Regions from separate parts of the Homo sapiens genome. Here region 2 is linked to region 1. A link is an interaction called in ENCODE POLR2A ChIA-PET data of the cell type or tissue named here. Cell type or tissue: MCF 10A. All regions are shown on one strand.

What was found. ChIA-PET counts read pairs that join two places held together with the same protein. Peaks named below come from ENCODE experiments on the same cell type or tissue, not always from the same donor. Only the 100,000 strongest peaks of a DNase experiment are listed, where the experiment ranks them.
Region 2: POLR2A ChIA-PET joins it to region 1 with 7 read pairs; 1 of 35 experiments calls an interaction of 5 or more read pairs at or near these places.

The regions. Positions count from the first base shown.
Region 1 is chr1:224,166,778-224,174,777 of GRCh38, reverse strand. No RefSeq gene overlaps it. Among named protein-coding and RNA genes, the nearest start is that of DEGS1, 12 kb to the left of the region's middle. RefSeq lists enhancers at 3,718-4,687, 4,688-5,657. In MCF 10A, a CTCF peak has its summit at 3,900 (motif pointing left); a DNase peak (open chromatin) is centred at 3,927.
Region 2 is chr1:223,177,639-223,185,638 of GRCh38, reverse strand. No RefSeq gene overlaps it. Among named protein-coding and RNA genes, the nearest start is that of TLR5, 38 kb to the right of the region's middle. In MCF 10A, no CTCF peak of the experiment used is centred here; a DNase peak (open chromatin) is centred at 4,618.

The sequences.
Region 1 (8,000 bases):
CACTGTAGCCTGGGCAACAAGAGTGAAACTCTGTCTCAAAAATAAATAAATAAATAAGTAAAAATATAAATATAAATATAAAAAATAAATAAAGGCTGCTACTTTCCTAAAAATACTAGGTCTCTGATCAACTGGTGATGGGAATGGGATTAGAACTGCTGCAGGACCACTGGGGAGGGAGAGACAGGAAGAAAGAAGAAAACTGAGAGATTATCAACATTATTTATTGCTCATAAAATGTGTAGAAGCCAGGTGTGGTGGCTCATGCCTGTAATCCTGACACTTTGGGAGGCCAACGTGAGCTGATCACTTGAGGGCAGGGGTTCAAAACCAGCCTGGCCAACATGGCTAAACCCCATCTCTACTAAAAATACAAAAAATTAGTCGGGTGTGGTGGCACGCATCTGTAATCCCAGCTACTTGGGAGGCTGAGGCACAAGAATCTCTTGAACCCAGGATGTGGAGGTTGCAGTGAGCCAAGCTCATGCCTCTGCACTCCAGCCTGGGCGACAGAGTGAGACTCTGTCAAAGAAAAAAAAAAAAAAAAAAAGAAAGAAAGAAAGGGAAAGGGTGGGAGAAGAGGGCCCGGTGCGGTGGCTCACACCTGTAATCCCAGCACTTTGGGAGGCGGAGACAGGTGGATCACCTGAGGTCAGGTGTTCAAGACCAGCCTGGCCAACATGGTGAAACTTCGTCTCTACTAAAAAATACAAAAATTAGTTGGTCATGGTGGCAGGCTCCTGTAATCCCAGCTACTTGGGAGGCTGAGGCCGGAGGATTGCTTGGACCCAGGAGACAGAGGTTGCGGTGAGCCGAGATCACGCTACTGTACTCCAGCCTGGGTGAAGGAGTGAGACTCTGTCAAAAAAAAAAAAGAAAAGAAAAGAAAGAGAATGTGTAGAGCCTGAACCTGAAAATAAACTATTTCTTCTTCTGGCAAATGTTTAGAGGAGCAGATACAATTTAGCTACGCTTGCTAAAAAAGATTCTCCACAGTGAATATTCAAAGGGACATGTACCAACAGTCCTGAAAGAGGCTATACATCATGCCCCTCAGGCTAGGGAGGTACAAGTGTTCTCATAAGTTTTGTTTGTTTTTGTTTTTACAAGCTCACAGCTAAAATCGTGTTCTCATAGTTTTTGAATGCACTTCAAATGCACTATAATTTTTTTCTTTTTTTTGAGACGGAATCTCACTCTACGTCCAGGCTGGAGTGCAGTAGCGTGATCTTGGCTCACTGCAACCTCTGCCTCCCTGGTTCAAGTGATTCTCCTGCCTCAGCCTCCCAAGTAGCTGGGATTACAGGCATGTGCCACCACACTCGGCTAATTTTTGTATTTTTAGTAGAGATGGGGTTTCGCCATGTTGGCCAGGCTGGTCTTGAACTCCTGGCCTCAAGTGATCCACCCACCTCTGCCTCCCAAAGTGCTAGGATTACAGGCATGAGACACTGCACCCCACCCACATTAATATTTTTGAATAGGTTGTGACTATAATAGGAGCTTCTCTCCATGGCTGGTCAGCCTATTATTTGACAAATATGTTAAATTCTGCACAATGAACTATTTTTTTTGATACAGAGTTTCTGCTCTTGTTGGCCAGGCTGGAGAGCAGTGGCTCACTGCAACCTCTGCCTCCCAGGTTCAAGCAATTCTCTGGCCTCAGCCTCCCGAGTAGCTGGGATTACAGGCACATGCCACCACGCCTGGCTAATTTTTGTATTTTTAGTAGAGACGGGTTTTCACCACGTTGGCCAGGCTGTCTCAAATTCCTGACCTCGGGTGATCCGCCCGCCTCAGCCTCCCAAAGTGCTGGGATTACAGGCATGAGCCACCGTGCCTGGCCCAGAACTCTGTTAACCATCTTTACAGCAAACTGCAGATTTAAATGGTAGTTCCTTAAAAGCCCAAACTTTGAGGTCCAAAATATTTGGGAATTCCAGTATATTCAGGCATCATTCCCTTTTCCAAACCTGCCCTTGCAATCATATTCATCTATGTGGCATGCCCAGATTAGGGAATCCACTAATTTTATGATTTTATCCTTTGCTAATTAAGCTGAGATTTGTCCTCTTGGCAAATCTGTTAAAGCCAATGAATAGTCAGAACTCTCGGGAGTTATGTCAGCGTAGAAAAATTGATGAATTATCCCCATTCCCATCCCGACCTGTGGTCAATGGCTTTCATAGCTTTCTTTTTCCCTCCCTTCTTCCCTCTCTACTTTCCTCCTTCCTTCATTCCTCCTTTTCCTTCCTTCCTTCCCTCCCTCCCTCCTTCCTTCCTTACTTCTTCCTTCCCTCCTTCCTTCCTTCCGTCCTCCTTCCCACCTTTCTTCCTTCCTTCCTTCTTTTTTTTCTTTCCTTCCTTCCTTTCTTTCTTATTCTTTCTTTTCTTTCTCTCTCTTTTCTCTCTCTCTCTCTTTCTCTCTCTCACTTTCTTTCTCTCTGTCTCTCTCTCCTAAGCAGTCATTTTCTTCAAATTATATTTTTAAGTCAAAGAATTACCCCTCCTACGCTCCATGAAAACCTGATGAAAAGGGGATTGTTATGATCAAACTATAAAAGTTAGAGACAGAAAGAATAATAGAGATTAACAGGGGTTGGGGAAAAGGGGAGTGGGGAGCCAGTCTTTAATGAGTATACAGTTTCTGTTTGGGATGATGAAAAATTTCTGTGAATGGATAGTGGTGATGATTGAACAACTTTGTGAATATACTTAATGCTGCTGAATTGTACGTGTAAAAGTGGTTAAAATGGTAAATTTTGTTATGTGTATCTACCATGATAAAAAATGAACAGAGCCTCAGAGAAATTTGGGACATCATTGAGCTCATCAAAATACAGCTGATGGGAATACCAGAGGAGAGGAGAGAAAAGGGCAAAAAAAAAAAAAACAAAGGAAAAATATATCTAAAATGATCTAAATCTGATGGAAACATTAATCTACACATCCAAGAGATGCAGTGAACCCAAGTAGAGGCCGGGTGCGGTGGCTCACGCCTGTAATCCCAGCACTTTGGGAGGCTGAGGTGGGCGGATCACGAGGTCAGGAGATCAAGACCATCCTGGCTAACACGGTGAAACCCCGTCTCTACTAAAAATATAAAAAATTAGCCAGGTGTGTTGGTGGGCGCCTGTAGTCCCAGCTACTCAGGAGGCTGAGGCAGGAGAATGACGTGAACCTGGGAGGCAGAGGTTGCAGTGAGCTGAGATTGTGCCACTGCACTCCAGCCTGGGCGACAGAGCGTGACTCCATCTCAAAAAAAAAAAAAAAAAAAAAAAAAGAACCCCAGTAGAATGAACACAAGACAGAGATCCACACCCACATGCATTATAATAAAATTCTGAAAGCCAAAGAGAAAATCTTGAAACAGCAAGAGAAGAATGACTCATCACCGAAAAGGAGACCCTGATATGATGAACAGGTGACTCCTCATGAGAAACAGTGGAGGCCAGAAGGCAGTGGGATGGCGTATTCAAAGTGCTGAAAGAAAAAACTTATCAACCAAGGATCTGTGTCTAGCAAAACTATCTGTCAAAAATGAGGGCAAGGGGTCTGAGTGTGGTGCCTCATGCCTGTAATCCCAGCACTTTGGGAGGCTGAGGAGGGCGGATCATGAGGTCAGGAGTTTGAGACCAGCCTGACCAACATGGTGAAACCCTGTCTTTAAAAAAAATACAAAAATTTGCCAGGCGCAGTGGTGCGCACCCATAGTCCCGGCTACTCAGGAGACTGAGGCAAGAGACTCACTTGAACTTGGGAGGCGGAGGTTGCAGTGAGCCAAGATTGCGCCATTGCACTCCAGCCTGGGCATCAAGAGTGAAACTCCGTCTCAAAAAAAAAAAAAAAAAAAGAGAAAAGAATTTCTTTAGAGAGAGTTGGTAGCAGGTTGTGCTGCCCATCCTTGCTGCACACCCTCTGGTGGCAGAAGGAACTGTTGCTTTGTTAATTACAGCCAAGTGAAGAGTTTCTCAGAACCATTCCTCCAACTTGACTTTTGTGTTTGGAGAGACACAGGGACTGGTACCTGACTTGGACTTGAGCATGCCTAAAGGTGAGGGGAAATCAGAAGCTGTCCGTGGTCACTGAGTATGGACAGAGGGTCTCTGCTGATAGTAGCTTTTCTGCCAGGTTGATCAGGTATAGGTGGACCAGATGTGTAACCGTTTGACAAGGGCTAGATTTGGTTGCTGTCTATGGCCTCATAGGTCATGCATCCTAATGCTTCTTTTTGAAAGAACATTTACCACCAGATACCTAGGGCTAAGGAGGGGTTCCTATGAGTCAGCTGTATGGTAACTTGGAAGAAAAATTCATGGTGAAGGTAACCCGTGAGGAGATTATTTAAAAACCAATGGAGGGCTGACAGCAGTGGCTTATGCCTGTAATTCCAGCACTTTGGGAGGCTAAGACAGGAAGATCGCTTGTGGCCAGGAGTTTGAGGCCAGCCTGGGCAATGTAGCAAGACTCTGCATCTATCAAAAATAAAAATAATTAGCCAGGCATGGTAGTCCCAGCTACTCAGTAAGCTGAGGCAGGAGGATCACTTGAGCTCAGGAGTTCAAGACTGTAGTGAGTGATAGGGCAAGACCTTATCTCTTAAAAAAAGAAAAAGAAAGCAACAACAACAGTGGAAAATGCCTTGGGGAAAACAGCCCCAAAGTGTGATCTCTGCCTCAACCAAGAGACACACATGACAGATTCCAACCATACCAGTAATGCAGATTTTTTTTCTTTATTCTGTCTCTCCTCCCCACTGAGTTAGACAGCAGAGAGTCTTGCAGGAGGGGGAGGAGGAAAAGCAAAGAGAATAAATGGAAGACATCCTCCTTCCTGCCCTTCTCCACTGAAAAGGAGAAGCCCAACTCAAAGCTTCTCCGAAGTCCAACTCAGGCCTGACTTACAGAAAGAAGAAAGAAGCGGGAGGGCACAGTGGCTCATGCCTGTAATCCCAGAATTTTGGGAGGCCAAGGCAGGCAGATCACCTGAGGTCAGCAGTTCAAGACCAGCCTGTCCAACATGGCGAAACCCCGTCTCTACTAAAAATGCAAAAATTAGCTGGGCTTGGTGGCAGGCACCTGTAATCCCAGCTACTTGGGAGGCTGAGGCAGGAAAATCGCTTGAACCCGGGAGGTGGAGGCTGCAGTGAGCCAAGATCGCACCACTGCACTCCAGCCTGTGCGACAGAGCAAGACTCCGTCTCAAAAAAAGAGAAAAAAAAGAGGAAAGAAGCTTTAATCAATTGAGACAATAAAGTCTTTCTTCGGATCGGGCTGGATTTTTTAATAACTGGATAAAGGTGATTAATTTGTTAGTGACCAGGAGAGTCTACAAGGCTCTGGGATCTGCCTGAGATTCCTTCTGGGATCAGGGCAGAACAATGCAACAGGACAGTCTAAAAGAGCAGTTACTGAGAAGAAATGAATCTGCTTCCATTTGCACCCTTCCAAGTCTAGCTCATGCAAAAGCAGTTGTACTCAGATGACTATTTTACTCACCAGCAGCCACAGCTTATGAAAAAGGAAATTGACAAAGGAAGAGGGTGAAGGGGCATAGGCAAGAAGAAAAGTCTTGAACTAGTGAGCACTGAAATCAAAACCGCAGGCTTATGGTTAGAGAAATTTCCCCCATTTCATGTATGAGGAAGCGAATACTTCCAGAATGTGAGTGACGTGTCTTAGATCACACAGCTTAGAGTGCAGCAGAGGCTAAAAAGGGACAAAGGTTGTCTGGTTCCAAATCCCAAATAGAAGATGGACTCGATCCAGAGGTGACTCATGGTGGGGAAGGCAGGGGTCCAGGATCCAGGAAAACACCATGAACTGATAGAGCAGTTCTGCAGGATGAAGTAGCTTTTTCTATCTGTGTGAAGCCAACAATATGAATGAGTGGAGAAAAGAGCGCATAGCTTTCATTCTTCCAGAGTCTGAGTTTTGCAGGGGATTGACTGGGATTGAGAATACATTTGCAAGATATTTTGTTTTTCTTCCCAGGCTTTTGGTTTTTAAGAAAACAGTCTGGCCAGGCACAGTAGCTCACGCCTATAATCCCAGCACTTTGGGAGGCCAAAGCGGATGGATCACAAGGTCAAGAGTTCGAAACCAGCCTGGCCAACATGGTGAAAACCCGTCTCTACTAAGAATACAAAAATTAGGCTGGGCGTGGTGGCTCACCCCTGTAATCCCAGCACTTTGGGAGGCTGAGGTGGGTGGATCACCTGAGGTCGGGAGTTTGAGACCAACCTGAGCAACATGGAGAAACCTCATCTCTACTAAAAATACAAAATTAGCCAGGTATGGTGGCGCATGCCTGTAATCCCAGCTACTCGGGAGGCTGAGGTGGGAGAATCGCTTGAACTCGGGAGGTAGAGGTTGCAGTGAGCCCAGATCGTGCCATTGCACTCCCGCCTGGGTGACAGAGACTCCGTCTCAAAAAAAAAAAAAAAAAATTCTGGAGCCTGGGAAGTCCAAGATCAAGGCACTGGCATATTCAGTATCTGGTGAGGGGCTGCTTCCTTGTTCGTGGATGGCCGTCTTCTGGCTATAACCTCACATGGCAGAAGAGGTGAAGGAGTTTTCTGAGGTCCCTTTTATTTAATTAATTAATTAATTAATTAATTTTTTTGAGATGGAGTCTCGCTCTGTCACCCAGGCTGGAGTGCAATGGTATGATCTCAGCTCACTGCAACCTCTGCTTCCTGGGTTCAAGAAATTCTCCTGCCTCAGCCTCCCAAGTAACTGGGACTACAGGTGCACCCCACCATGCCTGGCTAATTTTTGTATTTTTAGTAGAGATGGGGTTTCACATGTTGGCCAGGGTGGTCTCAAACTGCTGACCTCAGGTGACCCGCCTGCTTCGGCTTCCCAAAGTGCTGGGATTACAGGCGTGAGCCACCGCACCCAGCCTGGTGTCTCTTTTAAAAGAACACTAACCCCATTCATGAAGACTTCACCCTCATGAACATAATCACCTCCCCAAAGCCCAACCTCCTAGTCTCCTCCCCTTGAGGATTAGGCTTCAAGGCATACATTTTGCGGGGACACAAACTTTCAGTCTATAGCAGCTGGTTTAATTGTTGAATACACTTCCATGGTTTAAAAATAGAAAAACATGGCCGGGCGCGGTGGCTCACACCTGTAATCCCAGCACTTTGGGAGGCCGAGGCAGGCGGATCACGTGGTCAGGAGATCGCGACCATCCTGGCTAACATGGTAAAACCGTGTCTCTACTAAAAATACAAAAAATTAGCCGGGTGTAGCGGCGGGCGCCTGTAGTCCCAGCTACTCGGGAGGCTGAGGCAGGAGAATGGCGTGAACCCCGAGGGGCGGAGCTTGCAGTGAGCCGAGATCGCGCCACTGCACTCCAGCCTGGGCGACAGCGCGAGACTCCGTCTCAAAAAAAAAATAGAAAAACATACAGGTGTCTAGTGATAAGCTCCTCCCAGCTCCTGTTCCTGTTGTTATGTTGTCAAACCCCAAAATATAACCACTGTTATTGATTCCCTGTGCATTTTTCTAGAATTTTTTTTTCTTTTCTTTTCTTTCTTTTTTTTTGACATGGAATCTCACTCTTTCTCCCAGCCTGGAGTGCAGTGGTGTAATCTCAGCTCACTGCAACCTCTGACTCCCAGATTCAAGTGATCCTCCTGCCTCAGCCTCCTGAGTATCTGGGACTACAGGCACAGACCACCATGCCTGCCTAATTTTTGTATTTTTAGTAGAGGTGGGATTTCGCCATGTTGGCCAGGCTGGTCTCAAACTCCTGACCTCAAGTGATCTGCCCCCCTCAGCCTCCCAAAGTGCTGGGATTACAGGCATGATCCACCGTGCCCGGCCTAGAGTTTCTTTATGCATATGCATGCCACTACTTAGCAGTACAGTCATGAACTGCTTAAAGATGGGGATGTGCTCTCAGAAATGCATCAAGTGATTTTGTTGTATGAATATAATAGAGTTTACTTACACAAACCTAGATGGTTTAGCCTACTATATACACCTAGG
Region 2 (8,000 bases), 990 kb after region 1:
GGGACTACAGATGTGCACCACCACACCTGGCTAATTTTTTTTGTTTTTAATTTTTAGTAGAGACAGGGTGTCCCTGTGTTGCCCAGGCTCATCTCAAACTCCTGGCCTCAAGTGATCCTCCAGCCTCAGCCTACCAAACTGCTGGGATGACAGGTGTAAGCCATTGTGCCCAGAATACTCTTATCTTTATTATTTCTTTACTTCTGCTTCTTTTGGGATTATTTTGCTTTTCTTTTCCTAGGTTCTTGAGGTGGGGCTTAAATTATTGATATGAGACTTTTCCTCTTTTCTAATGTGTGCACTTAGTGCTATAAATTTTCCTCTCAGCACTGCTTAGATGTGTCCCACAATTGATTTGTTGTATTTTCATTTTCATTCAGTTTAATGTATTTTTTTATTTCCCTTGAGATTTCCTCTTTGATGCATGGATTATTTAGAAATATGTCATTTCGTTTTCAAGTATTTGGAAATCTTCCTCTTATCTTTCTGTTCTTGATTTCTACTTTGATTTCGTTGTGGTCAGAGATCACACTGTGTGTGATATTAATTTCTTTTTAATTGGCTGTAGGTCAGGTGCAGTGGCACACACCTGTAGTCCCAGCTACTCGGGATCCTTGAGCCCAGGAGTTTGAGGTTATAGTGTGCTGTGATCACGCCTGTCAATGGTCACTGCACTCCAGCCTGGTAAACATAGCAAGACCCTATCTGTGGAAAAAAAAAAAAACCTAACAAAAAAATTAATTTGCTGAGGTTTATTTTATGGCCTATCTTGAAAAGAATGTGTACTCTGTTGTTGTAGGGTGGAATGTTCTACCGTGTCCATTAAATCTTGTTGCTTGGCAGTATTGTTAGTTCTTCTATAGTCCTGTTGATTTCTGTCTAATAGTTCTGTCAATGGTTGAGAGAGGTATGTTACATCTCCAACTATTATTGTTGATTTATCTATTTTTCTTTTCAATTCTTTCCATTTTTATATTATATATTTGCAGGTCTGATGTTTGGCGCATATACATCTAGGATTGCTATGTCTTCTTGGAGGGTTAACCCTATTGATATTAAATAGTCCTTCTGTCTCTGGTAATTTTCTTTGCTCTAAAGTTTACTTTATCTGAAATTTATATAACCACTCCTGCTTCCTTGTAATTAATGTTTGCATTATACATTTTTCCATCCTTTTACTTTCAACTTGCCTGTATTATTATATTTGACATGAGTTTCTCATAGAAGCATAGAGTTGGATAGTAGGTAATATTTTTTAATTCGCTGTACCAATCTCTGTCTTTAATTGTATGTTTAAATCTTAAATATCTAATGTAGTTATTGATGTCTTATTGATGTCTTAGGGCTTAAATCTGCCATTTTATTTTTTGTTTTCTGTTTGTTCTCTGTTTCTCATTTCTTTTTTCCGTTTCCTGCCTTTCTGTGGGTTACATAAACATTTTTTTTTTTTTTGAGGCAGAGTCTCGCTGTGTCGCCCAGGTTGGAGTGCAGTGGCACAATCTCAGCTCACTGCAACCTCTGCCTCCTGGGTTCAAGCAATTCTCGTGCCTCAGCCTCCTAAGTAGCTGGGATTACAGGCACATAAACATTTTTTAGAATTCCATTTTGGTTTATCTATAGTGTTTTTGGATGTCCCCAACCTCATGTCGCACAATCAATGCTTCAAAAGTTGAAAGAATTGGGCTATGAAGTTTTGCGTCATCCGCAGTATTCACCTGACCTCTCACCAACTGACTGCTACTTCTTCAAGCATCTCAACAAGTTTTTGCAGGGAAAATGCTTCCACAACCAGCAGGGTGCAAAAAATGCTTTCCAAGAGTTTGTTGAATCCCGAAGAACAGATCTTTACGCTACAGGAAGAAACAAACTTAATTCTTGTTGGCAAAAATGTGTTGATTGAAATGGTTTCTATTTTGATTAATAAAGATGTGTTTGAGCCTAGTTATAAAGATTTAAAATACACAGTCAAAAACCGCAATTACTTTTGCACCAACCTAATAAATTGCGATTGGTCGTATGTTGCTGCGTATACAAGTTGTGTGATGGGTACATGAGGGCTGATTAGAGCGTTCTCTGTACTTCTGGTTATGTTTAAAATTTTGCATAACAGAAAGTGAATAGTCATATTCACTAATAAAGGATGAGATCGTAGATGAAGAAGATGCATTTCCTATGACTAAGGACCTGATGACACAGTGGCACAACTGGATCAAATCTGGGCATGATTCAGAGCCGATTAAAATTAATAGACATTGTTCTGATGTCACCAAAAAAAGGAATGTTTCAATGTCATGTTAATTACCATTTTTATAAACTGATTTCAAGTCAAAATCAAAATTTCCTTCTGTTGTTCTTTTAGGCTAGATCTGCCAGTAACAAATTCTCCTAGTTTTTCTTCATCTGAGAATGTCTTCATTTCCCCTTCAATCCTAAATAATATTTTATCTGGGTATAGAATTCTGAACTGACAATTGTTTTCTTCCAGCACTTTAAAAATATTGTCCTGTTTCTTTCTGGCTTCTGTGGTTTTTTAGGAGGAATCTGCTGTCATTTGAATTTTTCCTCCCCTATAGGTAAAGTAGCTGTCTTCACAGGCTGCTTTCAAGGCTTTTTCTTTATTGTTAGTTTTCTGAAAGTGAATTATAATGCTACTAGGTGTAAATTTTTTTGGTTTTATCTTGTTTGGGATTTTCTCAGCTTATTGAATCTATAGGTTTATGTTGCACTCCAGATGTGGAAAGTTTAATGATTTTTTGACGACATTTTCAGTCTCATCCTCTTTCTGGTACTCCTGTGACATAAATTTAGGTGTTTGAGGTTCTGTTCTTTTTTTTTTTCTCAGTCTGTTTTCTCTCTGCTATTCAGATTGTATAATTTCTCATGTCTGATCTTCCAGTTCACTTTCCCCTGTCCTCTCCATTCTGCTAGACCATCCACTGAGTTCTGTGGTATTTTTGTTGTGGGTTTTTTTTCTTTTTTTTTAGTTATGGTATTTTTCAGTTCTAAAAATTTTATTTGTTTCTTCTCTATATCTACTATTTCTTTGCTGAGGCTTTCGATGTTTTCATTTGTTTAAAATGTGTTCCTAATTGTTGACTAAAGTGTTTTTATTGTGCCTGCATTAAAATCTTCATCAGATAATCCTAACATCTCTGTCATCTCGGTGCTGGCCTCTTTTGAATGTCTTTTTTCATTCAGTTTGAGATCTTCCTGGTTCTTGGCATGACGCTTGATTTTTTATTGAAACCTGGATGTTTTTGTATTATGTTATGCGACTGAATTTTCCTTAAGCCTTCTGTTTTAGCTGGCTTTCTGTGTCAGCACCCTGGAAGAGGAGAGGGAAGGCACTGCCTTGATACTGCCACGTGGGGTAGACGTCAAGATTCTCCAATCATCATCTATTGACACCCAAGCTGGGGGACTCCTTGTTACTACTGAGTGAAAGTTAGGGTTCCAGATTTCCATATGGTCTCTACTTACACCACAGTAGGAGAATCTTTGTTACCAGCTACTGGAGATGAAAGCCCTGGCTCACTACTTGGTCTTTTCAGACACCACTCTGGCAGGGGTTGTTGAAGTACCCCATCATATCCTCATGAGGGTGGAAGTCTCTGATCCCCACCAGGTCTTTGCTAGCATGGATCGGGATGGGGCCACAGTTTTTACTGTAGTGTTTGGAGCATAATGGTTATCGTCTAAAAGTCTTCTGCCTTGCTAGGCTGCCTCTTTCCTTATCCTTTAGCTAGAGAGAATAGCTTTTTGTTGATTTTTTTTCTCCTTCTCTGCACCTGTTTCTGGCTTCTTCAGCTTCAGGCCCAGGACATATGAGCCAAAAAAAAAAAACAAAAAGCAAAAACAAAAACAAAAAGAAACAGCAAGCTCATCACTGTGTCATTCCTCAGGTCCCACGATTCCCGGCTGGTTCACCTCCTTCTCTCTGCCTTTCAGAATCTTCTAACTTTTATTTATATAAACCAACCCAGAGTTTCTAGTTGTCTTTAGCATGGGGAAAGGGGAACAGTACATCTATCCCATCATTCTGGAAACATGTATATACACACACACCCATACACACACTGCATTTATGTTAGTATCAGTTATCAGGTCCTAATGTTCATTCTCCCTTTGCCTTCTCCTTTGCACTCCCCATTATGTGCCATTTTTCTCTCCCTCCCTCTGCCCCACACTGTTAGATTTGCTGTGCTCCCTTTTCTGGCCTTCCCCCTTGTTTTCTTCTAAGACTGAGGAAGAGTCTATTGGATGTAGCAGAATAATTTGGCAACTATTTAAAACCCATCAATCCTTTCATTCCACCTCATTCAGTCTCACCTCCCACATGGTCTCACCCCACACCTGTGCACATGGGGCCTGGCGAGGCTTGCTGAGCACTGCAGGAATCCACTTGAGCCTTACAGCTCACAGACATCCAGGGATCCCTCTAGGCATCCTCAGCTTGTATGATCCCACAATTGCACTTTCCTCATGATTATTTCTGTGACTAATTCTTCCCCTTGTCTCTTAGTGTGTGGTGCTTTATGCCTTCCACGTTTCATTCTCTGAAGTTTTAATTGATTTCTTACACTTCCTCCTCATGTGTGTGGATTCTTTACTTGTTACAAAATCACTATTGCAAAAGCCTTGATTATAAAAGTCCCTGGCACAAGCTTAGCGTCTGCTAAACTATCTGACTGCCCACACCCTTTCTCTGGACTTGTTTTAACCTTTTTCAGTTCCGCTCCAAGTGCTCTATGGTGTGGTTGTTTCGTAGAACTGGTGCTTAAAGACTAATGTCTCTCCCTGTTGTGCCTGCTGGGTTTCTAAAGAGGAAACCAAGTAGCTAATAGTCTATTTATTTTTCCAACAGTCTCAGGAAACAAACTCATGCAGGGCATCTATCTGCATAAAAGAAGTAGTAGCTCCATTGCTCTAGCTAAAGGGTAAAGCCACATTGGTATGCACTGCACAAAAGTAGAGGCTGACTTTAAGTCATAATTTGCATTTTCTCCTTGCAGAGCTATTTATCTGGAGATGTTAGAGTTCCCTGTATGTGGGAAACTCTCATTTAGCATTGTATAAATGGACTCTGGCTGAATCTGTGGAGCTCAGGCAGATATCTAAAAGTGGGCAACATGTTCTCTGGAATAGCTTTCCATAATTCTTTAACAACTGGTACCTGGTCCTGGTATGAAGGAACGGTTGAACTCAATTATCTCCCCATGAGAGAATTCCAGAAGAGATGGCTTAAACCCCAATCTCAGAGGTTTGAAGGAAATTCACATCTCCAGAAGGGACTGTGGAGGACAATGTCGCTCAACTATTTTAAGTTAGCAAAATGTCTCCCCTAGTCAGAGTAGGGAAAATGTAAGGTAAATATTTAAACAAGCGAAAGGAGGCAGTAAGCAAGAAGACAAAACCAACTCTACCTTCAAAATCATACAAAGAAAGAGGCTGGATTCTATTGGAATTAAATTGATGGAAAGGTCCTGGACCAGGCTGTGTCCTCCCCATGTGGCTGCAGTGGACACTGGACAAGACCCACTGGTTTATTTTGTGACTTTCACTCATGTGATGCCATTTATCAAGGTCACATGGCAAGCTTTTGGGAAAATCCACCCAGATTGCTGGTCTTTACTTCATTCCACTGTGGTCACACAGCTTAGCTACCAAGGGATTGGAGTAAGAAAAGTGTGCAGTGGGAGGCTGGGGTTGATCGTGGATTTATTTGGTAATAAAGGTCCTTGGGCCACATGTGCTCTGAATACAGTGATCTCACACAGACTTGCTCCCATTCAGGGACCTTATTACATATATGTCTCTCTTTGCCTCATGGTCATTCTTGTGTCACCAACCAGACTCCAAGTTTCTTGAAAACAGGGATGGTATCTCAGACTTAGACATTCCCTGGTATCTAACACAGTACTGGGCTCAATAAATGCTACATCGACTTGAGAGGGCCTGACAAAGGCTGGGCACAGTGGCTCACGCCTGCAACCCCAGCACTTTAGGAGGCTGAGGTGGGAAGATCACTGGACCCCAGGAGTTGGAGACAGCCTGGGCCACATGGCGAAACCACATCTTTAAAAAAAAGAAAGAAAGGAAGGAAGGAAGGAAGGAAGGAAGGAAGGAAGGAAGGAAGGAAGGAAGAAAGGAAAGAAAGAAAGAAAGAAAGAAATTGAGACACAGAAGCCAAAAATAACAAAAATGATGTTTGATAGAAAACCCATTTGAGGTAATTTATAAGTAAGAGAAAAAAATTAAAAAATAGAAAGGGCCTGACAAACATGCATATTAGTTCCTATGGTCAGCCTGAGCCACAGAGGGGCCGAAGGCAGAAGGAGCAGGAAGATCTGAGATGCTTCAGCAGAGAAGGGGACCTCTGAGGAGACTGGATCGAAGAACCAGCTACAGAGTCAAGCTAGTGAAGGAAATGCTTAAACTCATTGAAAGAAAAGCACCCCTCCCTCAAAGAGGGCTCCTTACCCCAGACAATGCCTGGAGTTGTCTCCTCTCTCACAGCCAGAACTCAGAAGGCGTGGATTTGCATCGTATCTGCTTGACTTACTGAGGCAGATCAGAGAGGGGCTCCTCCGCTCTGCAGAGCTCAGAGACTTTCCTCTCCCCAGAAGAGTTAGTCTAGTCATTGCTGGTGCCCCTTCTTTCGGATCAGGCTGTCTAATCATCCTTCCATACCTGGCCAGTGGGGTGCAGGGGGTTAAAGGTAAAAGAATCTTTCCTATAAAGTAGTTTAGATAAATTCTGAGGATGAGGATATTGATGAATTGGCAAGGAGAGTGGGGGGTGGGGCATGCAAACCTCTATGTAGGAGAGGAGAATCGATTTGATTAGGTTTTTTAAAAAAAAAGAATGGGGCCAAAACACAAATGGATATCATGGATCTCTCTCTCTCCCCCTCCCCTCCCCCACCATGCACACACTCACACACACACTCACACACACATGCACCCGCCCCAGGGCTTCTGCTTTCCTCCCGGGGCTACCTGTGTGCCAGCATCATAATTAACCTGCATCTCCCGCTTATCACCTGCTGCACCCCCTGTTCCCACTGATGCTTTAGCTTCTCCAGGGCCCTGCTCTTCATTTAATCTCACAGCTTCTCATGGTGCTGTAATTCCAAGGCAGGGGGAGGACAGCACTATGTATAAATCTCTCCAGCCGCTCTCCCTCCTCCCCAGCCTCCCCTTGGCTTACAGGCTCCCTGTGACCCCAGAGACTCCCAGAGATGGATGGAGATTCCTTCCTGGTCCACTGGGCTGTCAGAGTCCCCAAGACTTGCTGTGCAATTTTACACTCTTCCCTAGATTAAAAGCAAAGTCATTATGAAAAATCTACCTGTCCTGAGTGAAAGCCTACATACATACAGCAAAGGCTGCTTTCCCACGGTTCTGCTGGGCTAGGGCTGGGGAATTGGCATTATTGGGGGTGCAGTAAAGGTTAGCCTTTTTGTCTTCTTTTCTGCAAAAGCCGTTTTTACACATTGCTATTTTGAAAATAATAAAGCACTTTCTTTGGGAACTTGGGGTCTTGGTCGTGTTGTGGGCGTTGGCTTCCCAGCCTCTGCTTTATTTCATTTGTCTGCATTTCTCTTTTCTTATTGGGCCTCCCTGAAAGTGTTCAGAATGTCCCCAGACTCGAGCACCGTTTTCTGTCTGCCACTTCCTCATTCCTTGTTCCTCAAATTCCCAGAATACAGTGGTTGACAGCACTGGCGGGTTTAGGGACAAGCCAAGCTCAAGTTCCAGCTGGGCTGTTTGTTCACTGTGACCTTGGGTGAGTTCTCTCACCTCTTGCACTGCGGGCATGATGACAGTACCTGCCTCAAGGGGTTGAGGCAATGCATGTATAAAGCCTCAGTGGGGATCTGGGGTGCTCCCTAAATGTTAGTGATTGTCATTATTATAATTTTGGAAAGCAAGCTTCCAATGCCAGAGTAAGACCTTCACATATAAAAGATTTAGAATGTTGTGGGGCCACCAGGACCC